Regions from separate parts of the Homo sapiens genome. Here region 1 is linked to region 2. A link is a contact called in ENCODE Hi-C or POLR2A ChIA-PET data. All regions are on one chromosome and are shown on one strand. The core of a region is the stretch at or near the end of the contact, and the rest is flanking DNA. Distances in the headings are between cores, read along the strand shown. Region 1 overlaps CEP68 (centrosomal protein 68). Region 2 has its middle 53 kb from the start of ACTR2.

Region 1 (7,157 bases), core at 2,640-5,139, 210 kb before region 2:
GCACCACTGCACTCCAGCCTGGGCAACACAGCAAGACTCCATCTCAAATTAAAAAAAAGAAAAAAAAGGGCTACCTAAAGACCTTGCCTTGTAAATGAGAACATTGGCCTTGCTGGGAGGCTGTCTGGTAGCCCTGGTCAGTCAGCCAACAGATAAGTGAGTGAGAAGGCGAGGGAACAGACAGCCAAGCAGCCTAGCCCACAGCCCTCCCTACCGCATTGATCTACAGGGACCCACTGGCTCCTCCTAGGGCCCTGGGAGATTCCTTCTGTTCTTTTGACTCTAAGCAAAACTTCCAGAAGCAGCCCTGGGGAGAAAAGAAGGGGCTCCCGGTGCCCAAGGATCCTGGGGATGGCCTCGGCCCATGGCCAAGCCACAGCAGACACAGTCTACCCTCCGTAGCTTTGAGTCTTTTCTTCATTTTCACTTTACTTTGATTTTACCTGCAGAGAAGGGGGACAAAGTGCTCAGAGTGACCTATCCCACAGTGAAAGACAGGGCTGGTGTGGGGGACTGTGGGGCTCCAGGGGGACTTCCCAGCAGGGCAGGAGCAGGTGGAGCAGCAGTTGCTCTTTGCTGCTGGCCTCCCAGTCTCAGGCCTCCAGCCACAGTTTTCCTGGCACCCACGCCACCCTGAAGCAGGCCTCAGTCACCTTTTGTGACTGGCCCCTTTGTTGGCTTCCCCTACGTGTCTTTACCTCCTTTCATGTGACCTCCCATGCCTGCTTGGCCTCTGCCTTTAAGCTCCTTTATTCCATAAATCTAGTTCCCCCAGAGTTCTTCCAGCAAGCTCTGCTGGGTCCTGCCTTCTGTTTCCTTGTGGACAGTTTCATGTTATTGGAGAAAGAGCAGCATGGAAAGCCTCTTTGGTTCTCTGGGCAGGTTCTGCCACTGTGTGTTCATGGCAATTATCACTTATTCCTGTGGCCTCCTGTGAAAACAGGTTTGGAGGTTTTGGCCCTGAACTCATAGGGCTTGCTCAGTCTAGCAACACCTGGCCTCTGTGGCTGGCACAGGTGACTGTGCGCTCAGGTAAGAGACGAGCCCTTGCCAGAACAGAGCTCCCTGGGCAAAGTTGGTATAAATGAGATTGTTTCAAAGGGAGCTCACGACTTAAAGAGTCCTGGCCAGGTGCGGTGACTCCCGCCTGTAAGCCCAACACTTTGGGAGGCCGAGGCAGGCAGGTCACTTGAGGCCGGGAGTTCGAGAGCAGCCTGGCCAACATGGTTAAACCCCGTATCTACTAAAAATAGAAAAATTAGCGGGGATGGTGGCACGCACCTGGAGTCCCAGCTGCTTTGGAGGCTAAGCCAGGAGAATTGCTTGAACCCGGGAGGCAGAGGTTGCAATGAGCCAAGATCTCGCTGCTGTACTCCAACCTGGGCGACAGAGTGAGACTCCATCTCAAAAAAAAAAAAAAAAAAAGAGGCGGGGCGTGATGGCTTATATCTGTAAACCCAGCACTCTGGGAGGCCTAGGCGGGTGGATTGCCTAAGCTCAGGAGTTCGAGACCAGCCTTGGCAACATATCGAAACCCTGTCCCTACTAAAAATACAAAAAATGAACCACGCATGGTGGTGCACGCCTGTAATCCCAGCCATTTGGGAGGCTGAGGCACAAGAATCCCTTGAACCCGGGAGGCAGAGGTTGTAGTGAGCCAAGATCGTGCCACTGCACTCCAGCCTGGGCGACAGAGCGAGACTCTATCTCAAAAAAAAAAATAGTCCTAGGGGAGGTCCTTTTTTGTTGAAAGGAGGATTGCTCTCTAGTTGATCATTCATCTGTTTGAGGGGTTTAGTCAAGAGCAAGAGCAGAGCCTCACCCCTCCCACAGTTCCCAGTCCTCCTCTCTCCATCTTGGACAGAAGTGAGTGGGAGGAAGCCCGGCAGCTGTGACAGGAGTGTCCTAGGGTGATGCAGCATATACGAAGAAGGGTCAGATGTCCAGGCTTAGAGTTTGTGTTACCACATGCATGATTTGTGGGCGTATTTTTACTGTAGGGCAAGAGTAAGCCAAGCCTACATCACTCCTAATTATATCTGGTGGATCATACAGCCTCTTCAGGTTCTGGAAACTAACAGAATTTTAATAGCAAAGTCCAGATGGTCCCTAGAATATCCTGAAGCTTATGTGGCTTGTCTCTTGGTTTGACAAAGGACAAGGCAGTTCTGTTGTGTACAGACCTTTCTCAGAGGGTAAGGTTGAGTTCACTGTCTGTGCTCTGATGTCTCCTGTCATTCAGTCCAACCTCCTGGCACTTCCTTCATTTGGGAGGCGACGGGGGCCTGTGCCCCATCATGGAGCTGCTAGCCTCCAGGAGCACTGTAAAATGTGTGATCCGAGAACGGGAGGCCCCACATTAGGAAATTGTTTAAAGCTGATGACCTGGGAGACTGTGTGGGTCCAAGACAACAAGCGCTATTCACCAGTCTGAGAAGGATAAGCTGCCTCTTATTAGAAGTGCAACCTGAATCTATCGCCCCCACCCCTACCCCAGAGGGTTAGGAGGAATGATGTGTAAAATCTCGGATCTATGGAAATGAAGACCAGACCTTCATGCAGTGTTACAGATGGCCACCGGCCAGATGCAGACAGGGTTGAGTCCTAGGAATCCAAAACTTGTGCGTTTATCATAGCCTGGGCCAGTGTTTTCTTCGGCATGATTGCTGTTTTAAAAGAGGTTTGTCTTCAGTCATTACTTCAGGAAGTTTTCCCCTATTATTTTTATCCCAACTGATTTCTCCCTTTCGTTGCATTTTGGTAACATTTCATAGACAGTTTTGAATGCATTATAGATTGGTTTTTATTTTCTTTCACATGTGTCTGTCTTGGTTCTCATAATAAACTTGTATAATAGGGGGGAAAAGCATGATTTGTCAGGCAGATTAATAAGATTATGAAGGGACTGTTTATCCAGTCTAAGAAAGTAACTACCTTCATTCCGTCTTTACAGACGTACAATTTCCTTGAAAATCATTGAATTTCAGATCTTCTTACCTGGTTGCTGAAGGGACTTTGGCCACACTACTAACCTAGTTTAGGTTTGTGTGTATCCTTGTAAGTTACTTAGGGATGTCAACTGAATAGTTTGTAATAGCTCACCACTCCCTATCTCTCCAGGCTAAATAGATACCTTCTTTTTTGAATAATGAGGTCCAGACAAGATGAATAAAAAGTACATGATCAAAACAAAGGGATAATTTGTTTGCACCCCTCCCTTGCCCCATCATCATCTTATTCCAGCACCTTGTCTCAAGATCGCACCCTTTAGTGAGAGGTGTGGGGAATCTCTAGCCATTGAGAGAGTTTTTAGAAATCGAGCAAGAGGCCGGGCGTGGTGGCTCACACCTGTAATCCCAGCACTTTGGGAGGCCGAGGCAGGCAGATCACGATGTCAGGAGATCGAGACCATCCTGGCTAATGTGGTGAAACCCCATCTCTACTAAAAATACAAAAAATTAGCTGGGTGCGGTGGTGGGCGCCTGTAGTCCCAGCTACTCGGGAGGCTGAGGCAGGAGAATGGCGTGAACCCGGGAGGTGGAGCTTGCAGTGAGCTGAGATAGCGCCACTGCAGTCCAGCCTTGGCGAAAAAGCGAGACTCCGTCTCAAAAAAAAAAAAAAAAAGAAATGGAGCAAGAAGTAGCAATTGGGAATTATGGGCTATACCCAGCCTTCACCCTGGTTTTTCTAGCTCACGGGCGCAGCTGTTCCCCTACTTATGAAAACAAAACTTGCCTGTAAACGTCTTCATGTGCAGTTTCTTAATGAGCCACAAGGTGAGGATGTGGCTCCGTAAGATCTCTGTCTCAGCAAGATTTGTCACTCTTCTCTTTGTCCCTCCACCAGTCTTCTCTCTCTTCTGCTTTGTGGCTTAACTGTTTGATCACTTATTCCCCAGTTGGCTCATAAACAGCTTGGGCTCTGGAGTTGGGCAGTCCTGGACTTGTCTCACTCAGAGGCTTCGTTTCCCCATCTGTGACGTGAGGATTAAAGACCCTGGCTCCCGTGGGAACTGGCCCTCACATGTGCTGGTGGAGTGTAGAGTGATACCACTCAGCAGAGGGCCACTTGGCAGTGTGTGCAAAAGCACCCTTCGCCTCAGCAGCTCTACTTCTGCAATTCATGCTGAGGATGTGCCAGCACAAATGTGTGTGCATAGTGACTCATCATAGCATTGTTTGGACTAGCAAAAAAGACTAGAAATAACCCAAATGTCCACTAATAAGGGACTGGTGAAATAAACTAGTGCGTCCTTACACCAGAATACAGTACTGGTCAGTAATGAAAAAGAGGAAGCTGTCTTTGTACGGTAAGTCCTCACTTGATGTCGTCAGTAAGTTCTTGGAAACCGTGACTCTGCCACTTGAAAGGACATATAACGAAACCAATTTTACCATAGTCTAATTGATATAAATAAGAGTTAAGCTCCTATGGCATATTTCTGGTCATGAAAGCATCACCAAACTTCTAAGTAAAGACTAAAACACTTTTAAATTAAATAGTGAAATAAATGTGAGCTGTACATACATTTATGAAAGATGAATAAAAACAAGTAAGATGAGCCAGGCGTGGTGGCTCATGCCTGTAATCCCAGCACTTTGGGAGGCCAACTAGGGCGGATCATTTGAGGTCAGGAGTTCCAGATCAGCCTGGCCAACATGGTGAAACCCCATACAAAAATTAGTCAGGCATGGTGGTGAGTGTCTGTAGTCCCAGCTACTCAGAAGGCTGAAGCAGGAGAATTGCTTGAAGCCAGGGGCCGGAGGTTGCAGTGAGCCAAGATCACGCCACTGCACTCCAGCCTAGGTGACAAACCGAGACTTCATCTTAAAAAAAAAAAAAAAAACACAAGATTATGATTTACCTGCTTACTCAAATGGGTTCAAGTTCGCAGGTAGCTGGAGCCTGTCCCAGCAGCTGAGGGTGTAAGGAGGGAACCAATCATGGGCAGGACTTCATCCCATGGCAGGGCACGCTCACTCATCTACCCACACTCAGACCAGGACCATGTAGTCAGCCCCATTCACCTAAGTATATGTTTTCAGGATGTGGGAGGAAACCCGAGTATCCAGATGAACTGGATATCATCCAGGCAGACATGGGGAGAATGTGCACACTCCATACAGACAGTGACCTCAGTCAGGAATCAGGGTTTCTTATCAATGATATAATGAAAAGACATTGGACCGGCTGGGCGGTGTGGCTTACACCTGTAATCCTAGCACTTTGGGAGGCTGAGGCGGGTGGATCACGAGGTCAGAAGTTCAAGACCAGCCTGGCCAAGATGGCGAAACCCCGTCTCTATTAAAAATACAAAAATTGGCCAGGCACGGTGGCTCACGCCTGTAATCCCAGCACTTTGGGAGGCTGAGGCGGGTGGATCATAAGGTCAGAATTTCAAGACCAGCCTGGCCAGGATGGTGAAACCCCATCTCTACTAAAAATATAAAAATTAGCCAGGTGTGGTGGTGGGTGCCTGTAATCCCAGCTACTCGGGAGGCTGAGGCAGAGAATTGCTTGAACCCAGGAGGCAGAGGTTGCAGTGAGCCGAGATCACACCACTGCACACCAGCCTGGAAGACAGAGTGAGACTCTGTCTCAAAAAAAAAAAAAAAAAAAATATATATATATATATATATATACACACACAAAAAAAAATTAGCTGGGCATGGTGGCACATGCCTGTAATCCCAGCTGCTTGGGAGGCTGAGGCAGGAGAATTGCTTGAACCAGGGAGGCGGAGGTTGCAGTGAACTGAGATCGCACCAGTGCACTCCAGCCTGGGCAACAGAGTGAGACTCTGTCTCAAAAAAAAAAAAGATATCGTACCAAGTGATGTTACTGAAGGACCTGCTGTATTGCTTAGGAATGAGCCCCTAGATATTTTTTGTAGAGAAAAGAAAACCAAGGTTCTGAATAGTATGACCTATACAGTTTGCTACTTTTATGTAAAAAAAAAAAGGGAGGGAAGGATAAGCCTGGTACAGTGGCTTATGCCTATAATCCCAGCACTTTGGGAGGTGGGTGGATTGCCTGAGGTCAGGAGTTCAAGACCAGCCTGGCTAACATGGTGAAACCCCATCTCTACTAAAAATATAAAAAAATTAGCCAGGCATGGTGGCGCACGCCTGTAGTCCCAGCTAGCCGGGAGGCTGAGGTAGGAGAATCGCTTGAACCCGGGAGGTGGAGGTTGCAGTGAGCTGAGATCACACCGCTGAACTCTATCTAGCCTGGGTGATGGAGCAAGACTCAGTTTCTGGGGGAACAAAAGTGGGGGAAGGATGAACATAGATATTTGCATCAGGAAACAAGGGTCATACACAAAACTAGTAAGGCTGGTTCCCTGATTTTGTGGGAGTATCTAGTAGTAAATATTTTGTTTGATTTGTATTTAAAAATGGGCTGCTTTTTCTCCCATTTGGCTCCTTTGTCCTTCCTTGTAAGGTGACCTGTTACACTGATTCTGTCCATGCCTCCCCATGACACTAATGACAACAGCCAACACTTAGTGTCCATACCATGCCAGGCACTGTCATAGATGTTCTGCCTGCCCTGGCTCATTTTGGCAAAGGAATGGGGGACAAGGGCGGAGAGAGACTTACATCTGCTGTGCATTTTACATTTGAGCTGTATATTACCTTTCAAAAATAATTTTCTGATTAGTTCCTGCCCCACCTGGTGGTTGTGGGAACTAGACGAGCGTCCGTGCGAAGGGCATGCTCTTCTCCAGGGTCACTTCTGAATCAGGCTGGAGCCTGGCATGCCCCATCAGGCAGAGTAGGGAAGGGCCCTCTTGGATTCCAGTGCAAGGCGTCCTCAGTGTGTGCAGTGCCCATCTAGGTGGTATTTCCCAGCGTGTGAGCTGAGTAAGATGAGCCCGCAGCCATTCCCCCTTTGCAGGCTCTCCACCAGCATCTCCTCTTACCATCTGTTTGCCTCCTGACTAAGGAAACAAGGCCATTTCTGCCCACATTTAAGCTTTGAGGTTGGCCCAGTGCACTCCGGGTGGCTGCCGACATCCTGGGCATTCACGGTTCCGTTACCTCCCCTTCCACATCCTCCCAGCATTGGTCTTCCTCCTGTTGGCTTTTTGGCCCCCTACCCCATCCCACCAGGGCTCTCAGCATCAACTTTTGCTGGCATGCTTAGGCTGAGGG
Region 2 (7,670 bases), core at 308-2,807:
TGACTCACAGCTGCCCACCCTGCAGAGGAGCAGAGCTTGCCAAGAATATCCACATTGATTTATGGAGAAAAAATCAGGAAACCATTCACCCCAGATAGCTTGGATTTGTGACAATATCAGTGTAAACGATTTCCATTTAGACTGTGAATTCCGAGTCTCCGTAGGTGCTCCATTTTTTCCCACCTTCGCCCCTTCTCCGAGCATTTCTAGCAACACTCGGGCCAGTGATTCTCAAACTTTGGGGTGCCTGAGACTCTCTTGAGCTAGTGACAATGCAGATACCTGGCTCCACTTCCAGAAATTGAGGTGACACTCTTAGGAAGGGGTCTTTTGCACTTAGAAAAATGTGAATCAGAAACCAGGGAAATTTTGTAAGAATTAAGCTACAGACTAAATGATATTAATAAAAAATCTTGGTATGTTTGTACAGAAGGTTTCACTTAATTAGGAGTTTCCTAAGAGAATGAAGGCAAAGGCTTTTCCGCCTGGGGACTCTTGAGACTCTTCGGGCTTACTCTCCAGGGTGCCACTGTATACCTTGAGAAAACTGCTGGCTTGCTTCATTCTTGTGCCTAATCTTGCTCACAAAGGAACATGCTACCAGTCTCATCTGCTTCCAAAGGGCTTTGTTTCAAATCCCTTTTGGAAAAGGGGTGCATTTTTCTGCCTTGGTTTACTGCCTTTTGGAGAACAAGAATGCATCTCAAACGTGTTTATTGAACTTTTAAAGTTCCTTGACTTTCTGCGGGCAGAGCCAACCATGGTCTTCAGACCCTACGTTAATTAAGAGAGCTAAAAAGGAAGCAATGAGAACAACAGCGAGGACACGACAAAGCTGTAAGGTCACCATTTATGAGTGTCTGTGAAGTGCCAGGCACTGTACCTTAAGCATTTGCCAGCATTCTCACTTAATGCAAGTAGGAATTATCACCACTTTGTAGATGAGGAGACTGAGACTTAAGAGGTAAAGTAACAAGAACAAAGACTCAGAGCTAAGAAGCTGTAGAGCCAGAGTGGGGCTCAAGCATCTTCCTGACTATACAACCGTTGCTTTTCCAACACCCATTGATGGCTCTGTGTGGTGGTCATTGAGCCCTGTCCTATTTCAAAGCCTTGATCAGTTTAGGAGGCTGTCTTGACCCTGCGCCTCATCACAGGCCTTGGGAAAAGCACTTGTCCTTTGTGTGCCTTAATTTAACTCAGTGAGTCAAGTGCCCCAAGCCTGGAGTGGTTGGCGTCCCAAGTGCCATTTGAAAAGTGCTTTGATATGAAGTGCCCACAAGGGCTTGCTCTTCTGTTGATAGCAAACCATTTCCATGAAGAAACTTAAGTGGAAGCTCTGGGAGTGAACGAGTGAAAGGAGTGTTGGCTACAGGCATTTGGATCCAGAGGAGCTTGTCCCACTTTTAGGAGTGATCAGTTGAGGCTTTTTTCCCCTTGGTAGGTTTAATTTTTGACCAGCAGGTGTACACTGTGGTCCAAGGCCCCGGATTTGGCTCAGAGCTTCATAAATGAGTCAGTGGAGTTTATAAACTCTCCACTTGCAAGAGGAAGGCAAGAAATGGAAAGAATGACAGTTACTAAGGTTAGCAGTGGCCCCTGGAATCCAAGTGGCCCTTGAGAAGAACACTTGGGGAGGGGAAGCATTTGAATCACCTACATCTGCTAAGAACTTGTCCTGTGTTTTGGGAACGTTCTGAGAATGGCGACTACATGAGCTAGCTCTCAGACCAGCTGTCTTCAGAGGGGACCACCTAATGGGAGGCCGACCGTAGAGGCTAAAACATGCAAGTTACCGCCTGGGAGACGGTAACAACGCTTCCATGCAGAACAGCTGTGTGTTACTTTAAAAGCAGCTAATTTCACTATCTGAATTCAAGGATGTTTCCCAGATCTCCATGCTGTGAATAGCAGTGTTGTTTGAGATGGCCATTATTGCTTACATCCTCCTCGAGCCAGGAGCAGAGGGAGGAGCCTGGATCTGGGTCTCCTGTCCCACTGCAGCAAGAGGACATGATTAGTGGTTAGCCTATCTCTAAAAGCCCTGGGGAGCTGAGTGTAGGAAGGAAGGAAGGAAGTTGTGTAGGATAAACAAAACAAAGCAAAACCCCAAAAAGCCACAAGAAAGTACTTCAGATGTGCAAGAATCTGTAATTCACATACTCATGGGATAGTTGAGGGTTAGGACCTGGATTAAATGTTTTCACATGGAATGGGAATACCAAGAACAAAGCAACTGAAGAGTGGGGCGACTGGCTTGGTTTTAAAGAGTCCTGGAAACAGAGTCCTCTTATTGTTTCTGGATGTTTAGACACATCAAGGCCGACATATAAATTGTTTTAAAATAGTATCTGTTCTCAGTCTCACATGCAAAAAAAAAAAAAAAGGAAAAATATATCTAGCAAGTTTTACCATAAGATCATTGCTAATTTGCCTTTAGTTTCCCATGACAAGATTCAACAGTTTGATAATCTCGTGGAAAATAATTCACTTTTTAAGAAAATGTGGTTTAAAAGAAGTGAATATACTGATAACTATGAAAGCCTCTCTTGAGTAAGGCAGTATTTTAGAGTAACTGGACTGGTTGCTGCATGGCAACCTTCACAATTCAACGAGTTTTTTGTTCGTTCGTTTGTTTGTATTTTGAGACAAAGTCTCGGTCTGTAGCCCAGGCTGGAGTGCAGTGATGTGATCTCAGCTCACTGCAACCTCCGCCTCCTGGGTTCAAGCGATTCTCCTGCCTCAGCCTCCCGAGTAGCTGGGATTACAGGCACGCACCACTGCGCCTTTTTTTTGTATTTTTGCTAACTTTTTTTTTGTATTTTTAGTAGAGACGGGGTTTCACCATGTTGGCCAGGCTCGTGTTGAACTCCTGACCTCAGTAATCTGCCTGCCTCAGCCTCCCAAAGTGCTAGGATTACAGGCGTAAGCCACCGCGCCTGGCACAATTCAATGTTTTTAAAATAAAAAAGATTTGTCAGGGCTTCCCAAACCTCAAAGATGGGTTTTCTCAGTATCTTAATGGTCATTTAGACGGAACCAAACAAATACCTTTAAAAAGTAGGAGTGGCGGGCATTTTAGTAGGCTGCTAAATATCTCAATATCAAATGCACCAAGGATTACTAAGCCAAATTGTATGCCGTAGTTGGAAGTGTTAGCCTTGTGCAGCTGTTCTTGTGAAGGGCTTGGGGGCCAGCTCCTGTGGGAGCCAAGGATTTTTTTTTGCAGGTTTTGTCATGTATATGTGTTAAATTAGTTTGGAGAAGATCTGTCAGGTTTAACTTGGTGATGATTTTTTAAAAAATCAGTTCATGGCCGGGCGCGGTGTCTCACACCTGTAATCCCAGCACTTTGGGAGGCCGAGGCGGGCTGATCACGAGGTCAGGAGATCGAGACCATCCTGGCTAACACAGTGAAACCCCGTCTCTACTAAAAGATACACAAAAATAGCCGGGCATAGTGGCGGGCGCCTGTAGTCCTAGCTACTCGGGAGGCTGAGGCAGGAGAATGGCGTGAACCCGAGAGGTAGAGCTTGCAGTGAGCCGGGATTGCGCCACTGCACTCCAGCCTAGGTGACAGAGCGAGACTCCGTCTCAAAAAAAAAAAAAAATATCAGTTCATGACAATGTTACAGTTTGCGCAAAATAAGCACATTTGTAATTTCGTATGTATTAAATTGACTTCCTAGGAGACAAATCTTTTTTCCTCACTGGATAACATTATTTTATCTTGTGTTAGTTACAATCATTTGACCATAAAGCTTACCTGTAAGGGGGCTCTGTTGTTTAAAGATTTCAAGTTGCACTTCCTAAGTCAAACGGTGATGGGGTAAAGCAACTTCCCAAGGCGTTCCGTTCTCAAGTTAGAGAACTGGAAAGGCACTGGAGTACGGTTCCCTCCTTCCCTTTTTAAAGTAGCCCTCGACTGGGTGCAGTGGCTCACGCCTGTAATCCCAGCACTTTGGGAGGCCGAGGCGGGCAGATCACCCGAGGTCCGGAGTTTGAGACCAGCCTGACCAACATGGAGAAACCCCATCTCTACTAAAAATACAAAGTTAGCCGGGCTTGGTGGCAGATGCCTGTAATCCCAGCTACTCGGGAGGCTGAGTCAGGAGAATTGCTTGAACCCAGGAGGCGGAGGTTGCAGTGAGCCGAGATTTGCACCATTGCACTCCAGCCTGGGCAACAAGAGCGAAAGTCCGTCTCAAAATAAAATAAAATAAAATAAATTTAGAAAGCAGCCCTCGACTCATGCCCGTGGCTCATGCCTGTAATCCCAGCACTTTGGGATGCCGAGTTGTGTGGATCTTTTGAGCTCAGGAGTTCGAGACCAGCCTGGGCGAGACAGCGAAACCCCATCTTTACAAAAAATACAAAAATTCAGCAGGCATTGTACTGTGCGCCTGTACTCTGAGCTACTTGGGACGCTGTGGTGGGAGAATGGCTTGAGTCGTGGGGGTGGAGGTTGCCGTGAGCCGAGATTCTGCCACTGCAGTCCAGTCCAGGCATCAGAGCCAGATTCTGTTTCAAAAAAATAATAAAGTAGCCCTCAAAAGTGACATTTAAAATTACTTGTATTTGGCCGGCCAGGTGTGGTGTCTCATGCCTGTAATCCCAGCACTTTGGGAGGCCGAGGTGGGCGGATCACCTGAGGTCAGGAGTTCGAGACCAGCCTGGCCAACATGATGAAACCCTGTCTCTACTAAAAATACAAAAAATTAGCCGGGTGTGGTGGTGCACGCCTGTAGTCCCAGCTACTTGGGAGGCTGAGGAAGGGGAATCACTTGAACCCAGGAGGTGGAGGTTGTAGTGAGCTGAGGTTGCACCACTGCACTCCAGCCTGGGCAACAAGAGCAAAACTCTGTCTCAGAAAAAAAAAAAAAAAATTACTTGTATTTGCATGAAAATCACTGAGTTTCAAATCTGAAGTGTTCTTCAGAGTTCTAACGTGTAAGAACACAGAGTACTATGATATTTCCCCAAGAGTATTCTGTGAGTCCCAGCTAAATGCCCTATATCCCAAGTGTGCTTTGTGGTTTAAAGAGTTAGAGAAATGCTGCAGAAACCTTCCCTGCAGCATACTAAAGTCTCAGAGATGTCCTGCAGGGAGAAAACCCAGCCGACTTTATTCAGCAAGGGATCTCTTTCTGTTTCTCTCTCTCTCTCTCCCCCTTTCTCTGTCTCTGTGTGTGTGTCTTTCCTTTCTCTCTCTCTCCCCCTCCTTCACTCCGTCCATATCCCTCCCTCTCCCTCTCTGTCCCTCTTTCCCTTTTCCTTTCTCTTTCTTCCCCCACTCTTCCTCCCTCCCTCTCCCTCTCCACTTTTTTACCTCCCCTCCCCCTCCCCCTCCTCTCTCTCTTCCCCTCTTCCTCACACCCTCCCTCTGTGGCCCACCGCCTATTAGCACTATGCAAAGCACATTCTGGGAAATCTGGGTCCTAGCCAGTAGGACAGCTGTAGTAGCTATGGTGAAATTTCACATTTCTGGGCCCTGCCTGTTTCCTCCTTTGTCAACAGCAGGTTTCCAGGTGCTAGGAATTGTCATCACTCACACTCCCTTCCTCAAGGGTTTGCTTTAGAACTAAGATTCAAGGATTATCGATGTTTTTAATATAAGAATAAGCTGTAGAATGCCAAACAACAGCAGATAGGAGGAGAGAGAAGACTAAAACTATAACTGACAAATACATTAGACTAATGAATGCAAAGAAAACCTAGAAACTGGGAGGTTATTAGTGGACATTGGTCATGACTTGTGGCCACCAACCATGGTTTGAATTCTCTTCCCATGATTAGGGATTTTTCTACATTACAAATCTTGCTTCCCTGAGGCAGAAGTCCACAACTCACCCTTCTAGCTTTTCTTGTAGCAAAGATCTGCCCGTTAGACACTCCCACTCCAGAAGCAGCTACCCAGAGGAATTGTTTCCTAGCCAGGGGTCACCACAGGCCTGGGGTTTTGAAGCAGAGCTGGGCAAGGCACTTGGTATTCAGTGCCCAGTGTCAGGGGTGTGAGTGGCAGAGACGATGTCCAGGAGGGGAGGTGGTAGGAGTCACTGCTGAAGGCCCACAGCATGGTTGGGCCTTGGTCATGACTGGGTGTCCTCCAGCTGGACTCTGCGGCAACCTGGAGATTCTGTGAACTCCTACATATTCTTTACTAGTTTATTTCTGCTTAAATCATCCAGGGCAGGGTAGGGTTTGTTGCTTGCAGCTAAGACCCTGACTAATATAGGTAAATCCTGACAATATCTGGCTGGGATGCAATTCTGTCTTAAGGAAGCCAGTGCTTGGCAATGAAAGACACTGGATAGTTCCAAAACATTTAGTTCAGCAATATAGAGTGTGTTTCTTCTCTCACATGTCCAAGGTAAGAGCTCTATGTGCCATATGTAGCAGGAGCTCAATATTTATCAAATTAAAGTCAGCTTTCTCAAAAGAGAGGTGCCATCTATTTGTTCAGTCCCTTCATCCAGTGGAATGAGATTCTGACTTAAGATTTCCATGGGAGCAGAAGGTGAAAAGAGCAGACAGTGTGCTCAGCTATATCCTGCCGAGTTTGCTTTTGCACCCCATGAATACGGTAAGATTAATGAAATCCCAAATAAACTTCCAGGAAAGATGAAAGAATTTATAAATGGTAATGATGTAAAGTAAATTCACACTAGGGTTTTCCCCTTTCTTAGAGGAGCTGAGGGTGGGGTGAGGAGGGGGCTGGTAAAGGATCAGGATTTTATTTGTGTCTTCGCTGCAATAAAGCAGAAATGTTAGACACCAAGAAAGCCACTCTGAAAAGTATTTTCCTTGATCTCAGGAGAATGTGGAATTATTTAATAAATCAACAAGTCCAAGATCAAGGTGCCAGAAAAATAAAAAAGTATATTGCAGGGAAAAGCCCAAAAAAATTAAAAAATGATTAAATAGGCGGGCGCCGTGGCTCAAACCTGTAATCCCAGCATTTTGGGAGGCCGAAGCAGGTGGGTCACTTGAGTCCAGGAGTTCGAGACCAGCCTGGACAACATGGTGAAACCCCATCTATACTGAAAATACAAAAATTAGCTGGGTGTGGTGTGCATCTGTAATCCCAGCTACTAGGGAGGCTGAGGCATGAGAATCACTTGAACCTGGGAGGTGGAGGCTGCAGTGAGCCGAGATCACGACACTGCACTCCAGCCAGAGTGACATAGACTGAGTAAAAAAAAAAAATTAATTAAAAATTAAATAATCAACAAATATTTTAAATCCATTACCTGATATGGGCTTAGCTATTTGAGGGTTGCTGTAAAAAATATTGAAGCAGCCAGGCGCGGTGGCTCACGCCTGTAATCCCAGCACTTTGGGAGGTCGAGGCAGGTTGATCACAAGGTCAGGAGATCGAGACCATCCTGGCTAACACGGTGAAACCCCATCTCTACTAAAGATACAAAAATTAGCCAGGTGTGGTGGCGGGCACCTGTAGGCCCAGCTACTCAGGAGGCTGAGACAGGAGAATGGCGTGAACCCACGAGGCAGAGGTTGCAGTGAGCCGAGATCGCGCCACTGCACTCCAGCCTGGGCAACAGAGCGAGACTCCGTCTCAAAAAAAAAAAAAAAATTGAAACAATATTTAGTTTTTTCTGAACCATTTGAGAGTAGCTTGAGACATCATGCCCTGTTACCTTTTAATACCT

The links. A loop is a pair of places that touch in the nucleus more often than their neighbours do. ChIA-PET counts read pairs that join two places held with the same protein, here RNA polymerase II (POLR2A). Pooled maps may share reads with other maps.
Region 1: a map of K562 shows a loop between it and region 2 (5-fold over the local background). The contact joins two enhancer-like sites. A Hi-C loop is called at or near these places in 2 of 168 maps with a recorded cell type or tissue (K562 and PC-3) and 8 of 50 pooled maps. POLR2A ChIA-PET finds 5 or more read pairs at or near these places in 2 of 52 experiments (H1 and activated T-cell).

The regions. Positions count from the first base shown.
Region 1 is chr2:65,061,127-65,068,283 of GRCh38, forward strand. The region is part of intron 1 of CEP68 (centrosomal protein 68); the gene reads left to right. Among named protein-coding and RNA genes, the nearest start is that of CEP68, 8.3 kb to the left of the region's middle. RefSeq lists enhancers at 55-556, 6,442-7,157. Within about 2 kb of position 3,890, at least 32 of the 41 ENCODE cell types and tissues checked have a DNase peak (open chromatin) inside an H3K27ac peak, as active enhancers do.
Region 2 is chr2:65,276,806-65,284,475 of GRCh38, forward strand. No RefSeq gene overlaps it. Among named protein-coding and RNA genes, the nearest start is that of ACTR2, 53 kb to the left of the region's middle. Within about 2 kb of position 1,558, at least 3 of the 41 ENCODE cell types and tissues checked have a DNase peak (open chromatin) inside an H3K27ac peak, as active enhancers do.